4 separate regions of the Homo sapiens genome follow, and regions 1, 2 and 3 are each linked to region 4. The links are chromatin contacts, found by Hi-C or POLR2A ChIA-PET in ENCODE. All regions are on one chromosome and are shown on one strand. Each heading gives the region's core, a stretch centred on a gene start or an enhancer-like site at or near the end of the contact. The rest is flanking DNA. Distances are from core to core; before and after follow the strand shown. Region 1 overlaps MYO9B (myosin IXB). Region 2 has its middle 13 kb from the start of ARRDC2. Region 3 overlaps KCNN1 (potassium calcium-activated channel subfamily N member 1). Region 4 holds the start of PGLS (6-phosphogluconolactonase).

Region 1 (2,700 bases), core at 96-2,595, 400 kb before region 4:
CCTCCCGAGTAGCTGGGACTACAGGCGCCCACCACCGTGCCCGGCTAATGTTTGTATTTTTAGTAGAGACGGGTTTCACCATAGTGGCCAGGCTGGTCTCAAACTCCTGACCTCAAGTAATCTGCCCTCCTCAGCCTCCCAAAGTGCTGGGATTATAGGCGTGAGCCACCATGCCTGGCCCCAAGAATCTTTTTTTTAATTTTATTTATTTATTTATTTATTTATTTATTTATTTATTTATTTATTTATTTTGAAACAGAGTTTCTCTCTGTCTCCGGGCTGGAGTGCAGTGGCGCGATCTCGGCTCACTGCAAGTTCTGCCTCCCGGGTTCGTGCCATTCTCCTGCCTCAGCCTCCTGAGTAGCTGGGACTACAGGTGCTCACCACCACACCCAGCTAATTTTTTGTATTTTTAGTAGAGATGGGGTTTCACCGTGTTAGCCAGAATGGTCTCGATCTCCTGACCTCGTGGTCCGCCCACCTCAGCCTCCCAAAGTGCTGGGATTACAAGCATGAGCCACTGCGCCCGGCCATCATTTTCTAATAAGAGGAATAAGACCTCAGGCCCACTGGGTATCAGGGTTTGGGCTTCGTGATTTTCCTCCATCATCTCTAATCCCTCACGGCAGCTCTGCCCATTTTAAAGATGAGGAAACTGAGCCCCAGAGAGACACGTGGATGTGTGAGTTTCCTGAGGTGTCTATAACAAAGTATTACGGGCTGGGAGCCCTCAAACAGCAGGGGTTGATTCTCTCACAGTTCTGGAGGCCAGAAGTTGAAAATCAAGGTGTGGGCAGGGCTGGGTCCCTCTGGAGGCTCTGAGGGAGAATCTGTCCCAGGCCTCTCTCCCGGGTTCTGGTGGCTTCAGCCATCCTTGGAGCTCTGGGCTTGTGGCCGCATCACTCTGCCCTCTCCCTCCGTCGTCACCTGGTCTTCTCCCCTGTGTGTGTCCAATCTCCCTTGCCTTTCTCTCATGGGATCACCTCATCTCAAAATACTTACCTTCATGACATCTGCCAAGACCCCGTTTCCAGATAAAGCCACAGTCACAGGTTCTGGGGGTAAGGACTTAGACATGTCTTTTTTGGGAAGCCACAAGTCAACCCACTGCAGGTAGATTCCCCAGGCCACACCGCAGAGAGCCAAAGCCTAACCCGGGGTTTGAACCCGGCCTGAGCCCCAGCCCCCCGTTCAGGCTGCCTCTCTGCTCTCCCCTCTCTCGCCCGGGCTGCAGAAAGCCGGAGATCAGCACAACTCGCTGCATCGATTGGGGATTTTTTCTCAGCTCCCCGAAAGGAGAAGTTGAGCTGTTTTGAGGTTTGAGTGTCGCTGGATGCACCCCCTGACCCCCGCCCCCCGCGAGGGTTGCAGCCTCGCTGTGTAATGCTGACCAAAAAACAGGAAGGGAGCACTGTGGAAAGCCGGTTCCAATCAGCTGATCTGCCCGCCACTGCAGTTAACTGTTGCCATCACCTTTCACCAAGTCTAGGGGCTGCAGAAGCCATGAGTCTCCCCATCTTCCACATGGCCTCTAGCCTCCCAGTGCAGGCGCCCGTCGACAGCCCAGGGGCTGTGGATAGAGCACCTTACAGCATCGGCCATGGGGTCTCGCCGCAAAGCACACCCAGAACACGCTCCTCTCCCTTTGCCCACAGCCTCAGATCCACCAGGCACTCGCCTCGGTGCCCTTCTGAGAGCAGGCTGAGTCCAGGGGGCCAAAGGCTGGGGTTCCCTTCATCTGTCCTGAACTGTAGCAAGTGCAGCTGGCAGCTGGCAGCGTGCATGGGGTTTTCATTCTGAAAGCAGAAATAAAATAAGGATCCTTGCTTGTCAGGCTGTTGTCCCAAGGGTCCCTGGACTCCATGGAGCCCCTGTGGCCCGGCCCACAGTGGGACACGGTGACAGTGATGGGCTGCAGGGCGCAGAGGGACGCCCCCAGCTGGTGGAGCCAAGCTCACCCGAAGTTGTGCCGATGCCCAGGACATTCCAGTGAGGGACTGAGGAAGGGTCCTGAACGTGCCACTGCCCCAGACCCCCCTCTTGGGGCAAAGGAACCTAGGACTCGTACCCACCTGGACCGGGTCCTGAGCTCCTCCTTAGGGGCCCTACAAACCCAGTCTCATGTTTCCCCCAACTCCCCCAGCCCCTCTGCCATCAGCCAGGCCACTAGCTCTGTTCCCCCACCCACAGTCAGCACTGGGGTAGGTCACCTAGACCACAGTGCCATTATCCACTTCGACCTCTGCCCTCAAGGACACCTGCCTGGGCCACGTCCTTTCCCCCTGAGTCTGTCGGGCAAGACACAGTTGGATGCCAGCCTCCACCCAGCATTGGGGGCGTCATCTCATACGTCCTCACCACATCCTGATGTGGGCAGACTGACCACCCCCACCTGACATGTGAGGAAACTGAGGCACACGAGCTGCTCAGCAAGGGTGGCAGAGATAGAAGTTTCTGGAACCAGGTGTGTGTCAACTCTCATGCCTCTGAAGTTGAGGTTCCTGTTTAAGAGCTTATGGAGATATAATTTACCTATTTACTTATTTATAAATAGATACCTTATATTTATATCTACAGTTTATAAATATATAGATTAAATTGTATCTGCATTTTATAAATGTATAAATTATATCTGCAGTTTATAAATCTGTAAATTAAATTATATCTGCAGCCTCAAATTCCTGGCCTCAAGTGATCCTC
Region 2 (2,700 bases), core at 83-2,582, 510 kb after region 4:
TTCTGTCTCTTTCTCCCTGTCTCTGTCTCCCTCTGCCTCTGATTCTCTCACTATCTCTCTTGGCTACCATCTCTCTGTCTCTTTGGGTCCCTGACTCTCTCACCATCTCTGCCTCCTGCCCTGGCCCGGCCAGCTGGGGGACAAGGGGTGACAAGCAGTCAGGGCGCCCGCTGCTTGTTTTCCCACCCACGCTGGCAGGGAGCCCAGCCCAGCCGGGCCACTGTTCAGGAATCCTCCAGCCTCCCCGCTCCAGCCACCAGGCGCGGCCACCGCCAGCCTCTCCTCCCAGCACATTCTGTCCCAAGCAAAGAGCGCCAGAGATGGGGTGGGGGTGGGGGTGGGAGGGGGACGCATTCCTGCTGAGCTCCAGTTACAGGACAGCTTGTCCTGGTGGCCCCACCAGCACAACCTCCTGATGGCTCCCCATCCTGCTGTGGGGTTAGACCTTCCTGAATGAAGCCAAAGCCCCTCTGCCAGTTCGTGCCCACCTCAGGGCCTTTGCACCAGCCATACCTTCCACCTGGCACTCTGTCTCCCTAGATCTCCCCAAGACCTCCTCCGCCTGCACATCTGAGACCTCACATCACCTTCTCAGCAAGTCCCCTCTGTCCCTAGGCCCGGGCACCCCAAATTCCCCTCCTGCTGCCCCAGTGCATTTAATTTCCTGGTCCTCCCCATGTCCCTGGGGTTACATATTCACTTGTTTGTTGATGTGGTGTCTATTACACCAGGTCCCCACTGTGTCCCAGCACCCTGAACACACAGTAGGTGGCTTAGTGAAGGTTTTTACAATTGACATCTATTCCTCCCAAAGCTCAGCCCGCCCAGGCTCATCCATGTGGATCCACAGTTCTGACCACCCCACCTCTGCCTCACCCTGCCTCCGCCACCCCTGCACCCTAATGCAGCAGGATTTCCCAAGCCCCCCTGCCTTGGCCCAGGGAGTTATCTCCACCAGATCCACCTTTCTGAGCGAGGAGCTGGGTGCATTGAGGGGCAGGGGCGGCTGGAGTTCAGATGCACCTTTTGAGCGAGGGGCTGGGCCTCTCTGTCGCTGGGCTCCAGGCACAGGGCAGTCATGATGTACACACACACGTGCAAACACACACGCACACACATAAGCCTGTCAGCAACATAGAAACACCAGCCAGTGAACTCGGGCACAAGCAGCCGGGCACAGAGTGTTCACCAGGTGCTCACATGTGGAGTACCCCAACTCCTAGGAGGATGCGGTTATGGCCTGGATCCTACAGGTGGGGCCCAGACATGGGCTTTGAACCCACGCCAGGGTATGCACAAACCTATCCAAACACACGCGTGTCTGCCCTAGCTTCCCTCACCCGGGAGTCACCCCCCCACCCCCCACCTTGTTTTTGATGTTCAGGAAAGTCCCCAGAAAGCACTGGGCCCGGGCAAGGGGCCAGGAGGAAATGGTGACTCAGCCGGTGGCCATCAGTGCCTGCCACGCTGGGCTGGGTGGACTGCGCGGCCCGATCTGGGAGGATCCACAGAAAACAACAATAAAAGATGAGGGCGTGGGTGCGGGGTAAAAAGGACTCAGCCCAAGAATGATCAGAGAGGGGATGGATCCCCCTGTGCTCCAACACTTCAACCCTGCTGGGCCTGATTGACAAGTGGGGAAACTGAGACACAGGGAACAAGTGACTTCGCCAAGGCCCACCAGCCAAGATGGTACAGGCAAGGGGATCCCTAAGTCCTTAACACAGGGGTCTGGAGGAATGTCTACCTGCCCTGCCCTTTTTTTTTTTTTTTTTTTTGGAGACAGGGTCTCACTCTGTCCGTCAGGCTGGAATGCAGTGGCATGATCTCAGCTGACTGCAATCTCCGCCTCCTGCCTCAGCCTCCCAAGTAGCTGGGATTACCGGCGCCTGTCCCTATGCCCAGGTAATTTTTGTATTTTTAGTAGAGATGGGGTTTCACCATGTTGGCCAGGCTGGTCTCAAACTCCTGACCTCAGGTGATCTGCCCACCTCGGCCTGCCAAAGTGCTGGGATTACAGGCGTGAGCCACAGTGCCCGGCTCCCTGCCCCACTTTCTGAGACCCAGATCCACTTCCTGGTTTCCTGTGTGGTCATGTGACCACACTTGGCCAATTGGAGCCTTTTGTTATCACAGGCACAGGGATTGGGTCAGGGCTGGGCACGTGATCCTGCCTGAGCCAATCATGCTACGAGTTTGGAGACTCCCTGGAAGAAGGCCTAGAAGTAAGGAAAACCATCTTGGACGCATGATGATGGCAGTGGATCAGAGTCCCAAGGACACTGGTGAAGATCAGAGCAGGACTCACACAACCTCAGATCCCTGTGGAGTCAGGGTGGAACCAGAGGGAAGGCTGAAGGCTGGAGGGTCCTGAGAGGCCTTGCAGAAAGAGAGGACATTGGAGCTGGGGCTTTGATGGATGAAGAGGAACTAGGGAAAGGCATTTCAAGCAGAGGGAACAGCCTGTGCAACCACAGCAGGCAGGTGGGAGCTAGGCGTGTCCTCAGCCACCCCAGTGGCCCCATGGGGCTGGAGCATAGAGAGGCATCTGCAAATGTGTTTATTTGTTTATTGAGACGGAGTTTTGCTCTTGTTGCCCAGGCTGGAGTGCAGTGGCGCAATCTTGGCTCACTGCAACCTCCGCCTCCCGGGTTCAAGCGATTCTCCTGTCTCAGTCTCCTGAGTAGCTGGGATTACAGG
Region 3 (2,700 bases), core at 9-2,508, 490 kb after region 4:
ATCATGCCTCTGCACTCCAGCCTAGACAACAAGAGCGAGACTTCGTCTCAAAAATAAAAATAAAAATAAAAATTTTAAACCTCAGAAAAGACTAAAAAGAACCACCTGAAGGCTGGACACTGCTCTGGCCTCCAGATGTCACCCTCTGGCTCTAGGGACTGTGGTGCCTGAGAGAGGCCAGGGTAAGGTCAGTGGTGCTAGGAGGGGAGGCCCCCACAAGGTGTTTGCACTCGGAGTGGGGTCTGCCTTGCACTGATGGAGGGAAAAGGGTAGGGGGCACAGTGGAGGAAGCTGGGAGGAAGAGGCTGGGTGTGAGAGGACAGAGGAGCTGGGGTGGGCACCTCGTCCTGTCCTGTCTTCCTTCCACCACTGCCTCCATCCTCCCACGGAGGCCGCCGCGGGGTGGCAAACCGGTGTCCTGACCCAGCTGCGCTCAGAGCCGTGGAGTGATGTTCTAGTGCCACCTGGTGGCCAGAGTGGTGTCTGCACCCAGGACTGTCCCTGCCTGGCCGGCCTCCCCTGCCCATAGGGGGACAGTGCCAGAACCGGGCAGTTGAGGTGGTAGGGATGCCCCACTGGCTGCTGTAACAGTAATTGTGGCTGTCGTGTTCCCAGTCTGTGATTGCGTCAGATTCTCAGGGCAGTCACCTTCGTCATTAGACCCCTGTCCCCTCCCCAGCCTAATGGGAGGGGTGGCAGTTCACGACTGAACAGGGTCCCCCCTCCTCTTCTTCCTAGGCAGCCATGTCCCCACGCTCCTGCTGTTCCCCAGCCTGGAGCAACGTCAGCCCCAAACATCCCCCAGGTCTGTGGGTACCACTTGAGCACTGCCTGTGGCTATGTGTGCCCTGTGGCCACTAGACCCCCAGGGCAGCTCTGGGCATGTCCCCCCACCCCAGAACCTCACTAGGCCTTTCCCAGGCCTGCCAGCCCTGAGCTTGGCTTGCTTGCTTTCTTTTTCTTGAGACGGATTTTCCCTCTTGTCACTCAGGCGCACTGAAACCTCCACCTCCTGGGTTCAAGTGATTCTCCTGCCTCATCCCCCCCGAGTAGCGGGGATTACAGGTGCCCGCTACCACATCCGGCTAATTTTTGTATTTTTAGTGGAGACAAAGTTTCACCATGTTGGCCAGGCTGGTCTCAAACTCCTGACCTCAGGCGATTCGCCTGCCTCGGCCTCCCAAAGTGCTGGGATTACAGGCGTGAGCCACCACAACCAGCTGAGCTTGGCATTTAAGACCTGTCTTTTAGGCTGGGCGCCTCCCGGAAAGAGGAGGTTGTAATGAGCCGAGATTGGGCCACTGCACTCCAGCATAGGTGACGGAGGGAGTCTCTGTCTCAAAGAAAAAAAAAAAAAAGAGAGAAAGAAAAGACCAGTCTCTCCCCTCATCCACTCTCCAATCCTTCCCTGGGCCCAGCAAGGGACCTCTGGGGCTGGGGGTATCCTCCCAGCCACCCCTCACACGGGCCCCATTAGTGGCTGGCACCCACCTGGAGCGTGTGGGCTGTCCCTCTCTGTCATTGGTGTCGTGGTATCGTCCTTTCCTCTCTCACTCAGCGGCGCCTCTCTCCTGCCCCTCTCTGTCTCCCGCAGACCCAGACCGTCATGTACGACCTTGTATCGGAGCTGCACGCTCAGCACGAGGAGCTGGAGGCCCGCCTGGCCACCCTGGAAAGCCGCTTGGATGCGCTGGGTGCCTCTCTACAGGCCCTGCCTGGCCTCATCGCCCAAGCCATACGCCCACCCCCGCCTCCCCTGCCTCCCAGGCCCGGCCCCGGCCCCCAAGACCAGGCAGCCCGGAGCTCCCCCTGCCGGTGGACGCCCGTGGCCCCCTCGGACTGCGGGTGACGGCCCTGCCCGCCACCAGACCCCTAAATCTTGGCCATCGTGTGGCCGCCACCTCCGGGAAGCCTTGTACAGTGGCGCCTCTTGGAGTTCAAGAAGCCAACGCTGAGTCAGGCTGAGTGGACTGAGGCCTGCCCCGCCCAGACTGCCCAGGCAGAGGGCAGGGCTGGACCATGGGTGAGGGCAGGGGAGCCCGGAGCTTCCTCTGGTCACCTGGTCCCCCGACTCTCCCCAGGCCCCCGGTGGGCATGGAGCAGCCCGGGGAGGGGTCCGTGCTGGTTCTGAATAAAGCAGGACCCGCCTAGTGGCTGCCTGTGTGCATGGCTGGAAGGCACTGGTGATGTCCCAGGAGGTAGACCTCCAGCCCTGGGTACCAAGATGAATGTGGGAATCAGAAAAACCTGTTCCCATCACCGGCCTAGCCTAGAATCCTAGCCTAGAAGCCCTCTCTCCCTCTGGGCTGGAGCTCAGTGAGGGACAACTCTCTAGGGACACCTGTACCAGCCCCACCTGGCGCTGAGATCCCTCAGACAGCATGGCCCAGCCCTGGCCAGAAGCATCGCTCCCCTTCAACCAACCGCGTTGATGGACACCCACTGTGTGCCAGGCCCCAGCGGGGCCCATGGGGGAGGTGACCTGGGTGAGGAAGGTCATTTGGGTTTTTGTGAGATTTGTATTGAGCACCTGCTGTCTACAGAGAATGTGATGATGTCAATTACCACACTGATTCCTCATCAGAACTTGACCATGGTGGGATGGGGGGGAAACTGAGGCCCAGAGAGGTGAATCTACCTACCTGGGACCACACTGCGAGGAAGGATGGTGCATTCAAACTGGAAATCCCCTAGGCCAAA
Region 4 (2,700 bases), core at 24-2,523:
GGAATGGCAGGAACACAGCTCACTGCAGCCTTAGTCTCCTGGGCTCAAGTGATCCTCCCACCACAGCCTCCCAAGTAGCTGGGACCACAGGCAGCTGCCACCGGGTCCAGCCTTGGCTTCCCAACGTGCTGGGATTACAGCTGTGAGCCACCAAGCCCAGCTACAGCTCTCAAGAAGTACAGTCTTGTACTTCTTTTATTAAATTTATGCCTACTTTATACTTTATGATGCTATGGTAAATGGAATTGTTTTCTTAATTTGCTACTGATTTTAAAATCCACTACCTGTGTGAGTTGAACTGCGCTTACACACATCACTGAAATATCCCACTCTCAGAAGTGGCCCAGCCTCCCCAGGCCCACCAGGCCTTCTTCCCCTTCCAGCCCTCTGTCCAGGCAAGAACTCGATTGGAGGCCTTTCTGGGCACTCAGAGGGACACACCACCACACTAGGAGGGTTAGCTTAAAAAATTCAACAAGCATGGCCAGGCGCAGTGGCTTTCGCCTGAATGCTACCACTTTGGGAGGCCGAGGCAGGAAGATCGCTTGAGCCCAGGGGTTCAAGATCAGCCTAGACCATATAGCAAGAGCCCGTCCGTCCGGAAAATGTAAAAAAAAAAAAAAAAAAAATTCAACAAGCATATTTTCATCCCCTACTTTTTTTTGAGATGGAGCCTCGCTCTGTCGCCCAAGCTGGGGTGCAGTGGCACGATCTCGGCTCACTGCAACCTCCGCCACCCCGGTTCAAGCGATTCTCCTGCCTCAGCCTCCCGAGTAGCTGGGACTACAGGCGCCCGCCACTACGCCCGGTTAATTTTTTGTGTTTTCAGTAGAGACGGGGTTTCACCGTGTTAGCCAGGATGGTCTCGATCTCCTGACCTCGTGATCCGCCCGCCTCGGCCTCCCAAAGTGTTGGGATTACAGGCGTCAGCCACCGCGCCCGGCGGTGCAGGAATTTTAAAACTCACCAAAATACGCCCTCCTTCAGAAAATCCCTGCCACCTCGATAGGACGTCCTCTTCTTGAGCTCCCCTCTCCGGCCCTCCCTGATACAGCAAGGTTGAGCATTCGGGCACTGGCTTCCCGAACTCACTTCGACTCAGGCACAGCAGGCAAAGATTCAATGGGTAGGGCCGGACCGACTGCCCGACCTTCGCGGTGCTTCACTTGCCTCACTGCGCATGTGCCAAAGACAATCACCCAAAGTACTCGAAACCAAGCGGCAGGGCCGGCCCTTGCGCAGGCGTACTAGCGACGGCCGTAGGGAGCGCTTCCTCCTCCCCGCCGCCGCCCTCGCCATGGCCGCGCCGGCCCCGGGCCTCATCTCGGTGTTCTCGAGTTCCCAGGAGCTGGGTGCGGCGCTAGCGCAGCTGGTGGCCCAGCGCGCAGCATGCTGCCTGGCAGGGGCCCGCGCCCGTTTCGCGCTCGGCCTGTCGGGCGGGAGCCTCGTCTCGATGCTAGCCCGCGAGCTACCCGCCGCCGTCGCCCCTGCCGGGCCAGCTAGCTTAGCGCGCTGGACGCTGGGCTTCTGCGACGAGCGCCTCGTGCCCTTCGATCACGCCGAGAGCACGTACGGCCTCTACCGGGTGAGAGCTACGGGGGCCGCCGGGGATCACGCCGAGAGGGCCACAGCCACCGCCTACACCCCGGCTACGGAGGCCGCCGGGGGCCATGCCGAAAGGGCCGCGCCCACTGTCTGCACCTCGGCTACGGGGGCCACTGGGTATCATGCCAAGAGGGCCGTGCCCACTGCCTGCACCTCGGCTACGTGGGTCGCTGGGGGTCATGCCAAGAGGGCCGCGCCCACCGGTTGCCCTCGGCTACGGGGGCCACTGGGGGTCATGCCGAGATGGTCACGCCCACTGCCTGCACCTCGACTACGGGGGCCGCTGGGGGTCTAGCCGACAGGGCTCGCCCGCCTCCTGAACCCCGCCTACAGTGGGTCCCGCAGGACCTCACTGCGCCCTCTGCCTTTATCTAGGCAGGGCTAGAAATGGTCTACTTGCAGTCCGTCTTCCTGCTTCATCCGGTGGCCAGGCAGAGGGAACGGCACGGGCAAGGGCCTGGAAGGGAATCCGAGTGGCCCATGTCAAACGATGCCCATAACTCAGCCCCGTAGCGGACGGGGGCACGAGGAATCAGGTGTAGAGCCTGAATCTCAGGGTCCTGATCTCTAACCCCAGCGAGTTCTCGGGGATCCCTGGGCAGCTTTGCCGCTCTGATGGCTCTGCTTCCAGGCTGTTCATCTTTGGCTTTGAGCCTCAGGATTCTATAGAATCAGAGGAGCGCGCTCTTTTAAAGACAGGGTAACTGAGGCTTGGAGGAGCCTTGGCCTGGCCGAGGGAAGAGTGGGAGGGGCGGGCTCAAAGGCCAGGAACCTCAAGTCACTTGAGTCTGGCAGCGTCAAGGGACACCCCATGCTGGGTGTGCCGTCTTCTCTTTGCATAGAATCTTGAGCTGATGATGGTTTTGTGGGTTTTTTATTAAGAGAAAAGGCTTACTGAACGCTTTATATGCATCAATTCATGAGTCCGTACCACAGCCTATGAGATGTTACACTCATTTCACAGATGGAGAAACTGAGGCCAGAAGAGGTGAGCTTACCTGCCCAAGGCATCTAGTGACCAGAGGGGCAGCCAGGGTGTGATCCTGCCTCATCTGACTTCGTAGTTGGGTACACATTTAACTTCCGCCTTCCTGT

What was found. A loop is a pair of places that touch in the nucleus more often than their neighbours do. ChIA-PET counts read pairs that join two places held with the same protein, here RNA polymerase II (POLR2A). Pooled maps may share reads with other maps.
Region 1: a pooled map shows a loop between it and region 4 (3-fold over the local background). The contact joins the enhancer-like site here to the promoter of PGLS in region 4. A Hi-C loop is called at or near these places in 2 of 50 pooled maps. POLR2A ChIA-PET finds 5 or more read pairs at or near these places in 5 of 52 experiments (CD4-positive, alpha-beta T cell, H1, activated CD8-positive, alpha-beta memory T cell and 1 more).
Region 2: a pooled map shows a loop between it and region 4 (7-fold over the local background). The contact joins the enhancer-like site here to the promoter of PGLS in region 4. A Hi-C loop is called at or near these places in 2 of 50 pooled maps. POLR2A ChIA-PET finds 5 or more read pairs at or near these places in 2 of 52 experiments (activated B cell and naive thymus-derived CD4-positive, alpha-beta T cell).
Region 3: a pooled map shows a loop between it and region 4 (4-fold over the local background). The contact joins the enhancer-like site here to the promoter of PGLS in region 4. A Hi-C loop is called at or near these places in 6 of 50 pooled maps. POLR2A ChIA-PET finds 5 or more read pairs at or near these places in 3 of 52 experiments (activated CD4-positive, alpha-beta T cell, naive thymus-derived CD4-positive, alpha-beta T cell and naive thymus-derived CD8-positive, alpha-beta T cell).

What each region holds. Positions count from the first base shown.
Region 1 is chr19:17,108,833-17,111,532 of GRCh38, forward strand. The region is part of intron 2 of MYO9B (myosin IXB); the gene reads left to right. Among named protein-coding and RNA genes, the nearest start is that of SNORA118, 18 kb to the left of the region's middle. RefSeq lists enhancers at 1,500-1,609, 1,573-2,074. Within about 2 kb of position 1,346, at least 15 of the 41 ENCODE cell types and tissues checked have a DNase peak (open chromatin) inside an H3K27ac peak, as active enhancers do.
Region 2 is chr19:18,020,184-18,022,883 of GRCh38, forward strand. No RefSeq gene overlaps it. Among named protein-coding and RNA genes, the nearest start is that of ARRDC2, 13 kb to the left of the region's middle. RefSeq lists enhancers at 1,481-1,530, 2,005-2,554. Within about 2 kb of position 1,333, at least 36 of the 41 ENCODE cell types and tissues checked have a DNase peak (open chromatin) inside an H3K27ac peak, as active enhancers do.
Region 3 is chr19:17,996,558-17,999,257 of GRCh38, forward strand. KCNN1 (potassium calcium-activated channel subfamily N member 1) reads left to right here. Exons shown (of 10, transcript NM_001386974.1): 10 at 1,595-2,700. The coding sequence ends at 1,849. Among named protein-coding and RNA genes, the nearest start is that of ARRDC2, 10 kb to the right of the region's middle. RefSeq lists an enhancer at 229-730 and a silencer at 345-594. Within about 2 kb of position 1,259, at least 4 of the 41 ENCODE cell types and tissues checked have a DNase peak (open chromatin) inside an H3K27ac peak, as active enhancers do.
Region 4 is chr19:17,510,376-17,513,075 of GRCh38, forward strand. PGLS (6-phosphogluconolactonase) reads left to right here and starts at 1,274. Exons shown (of 5, transcript NM_012088.3): 1 at 1,274-1,585. The coding sequence starts at 1,298. PGLS-DT (PGLS divergent transcript) reads right to left here and starts at 1,514. Exons shown (of 3, transcript NR_147835.1): 1 at 968-1,514. RefSeq lists enhancers at 120-777, 778-1,434, 1,002-1,251, 1,745-2,039, 2,002-2,261 and 1 more and silencers at 1,312-1,441, 1,452-1,501, 1,745-2,039.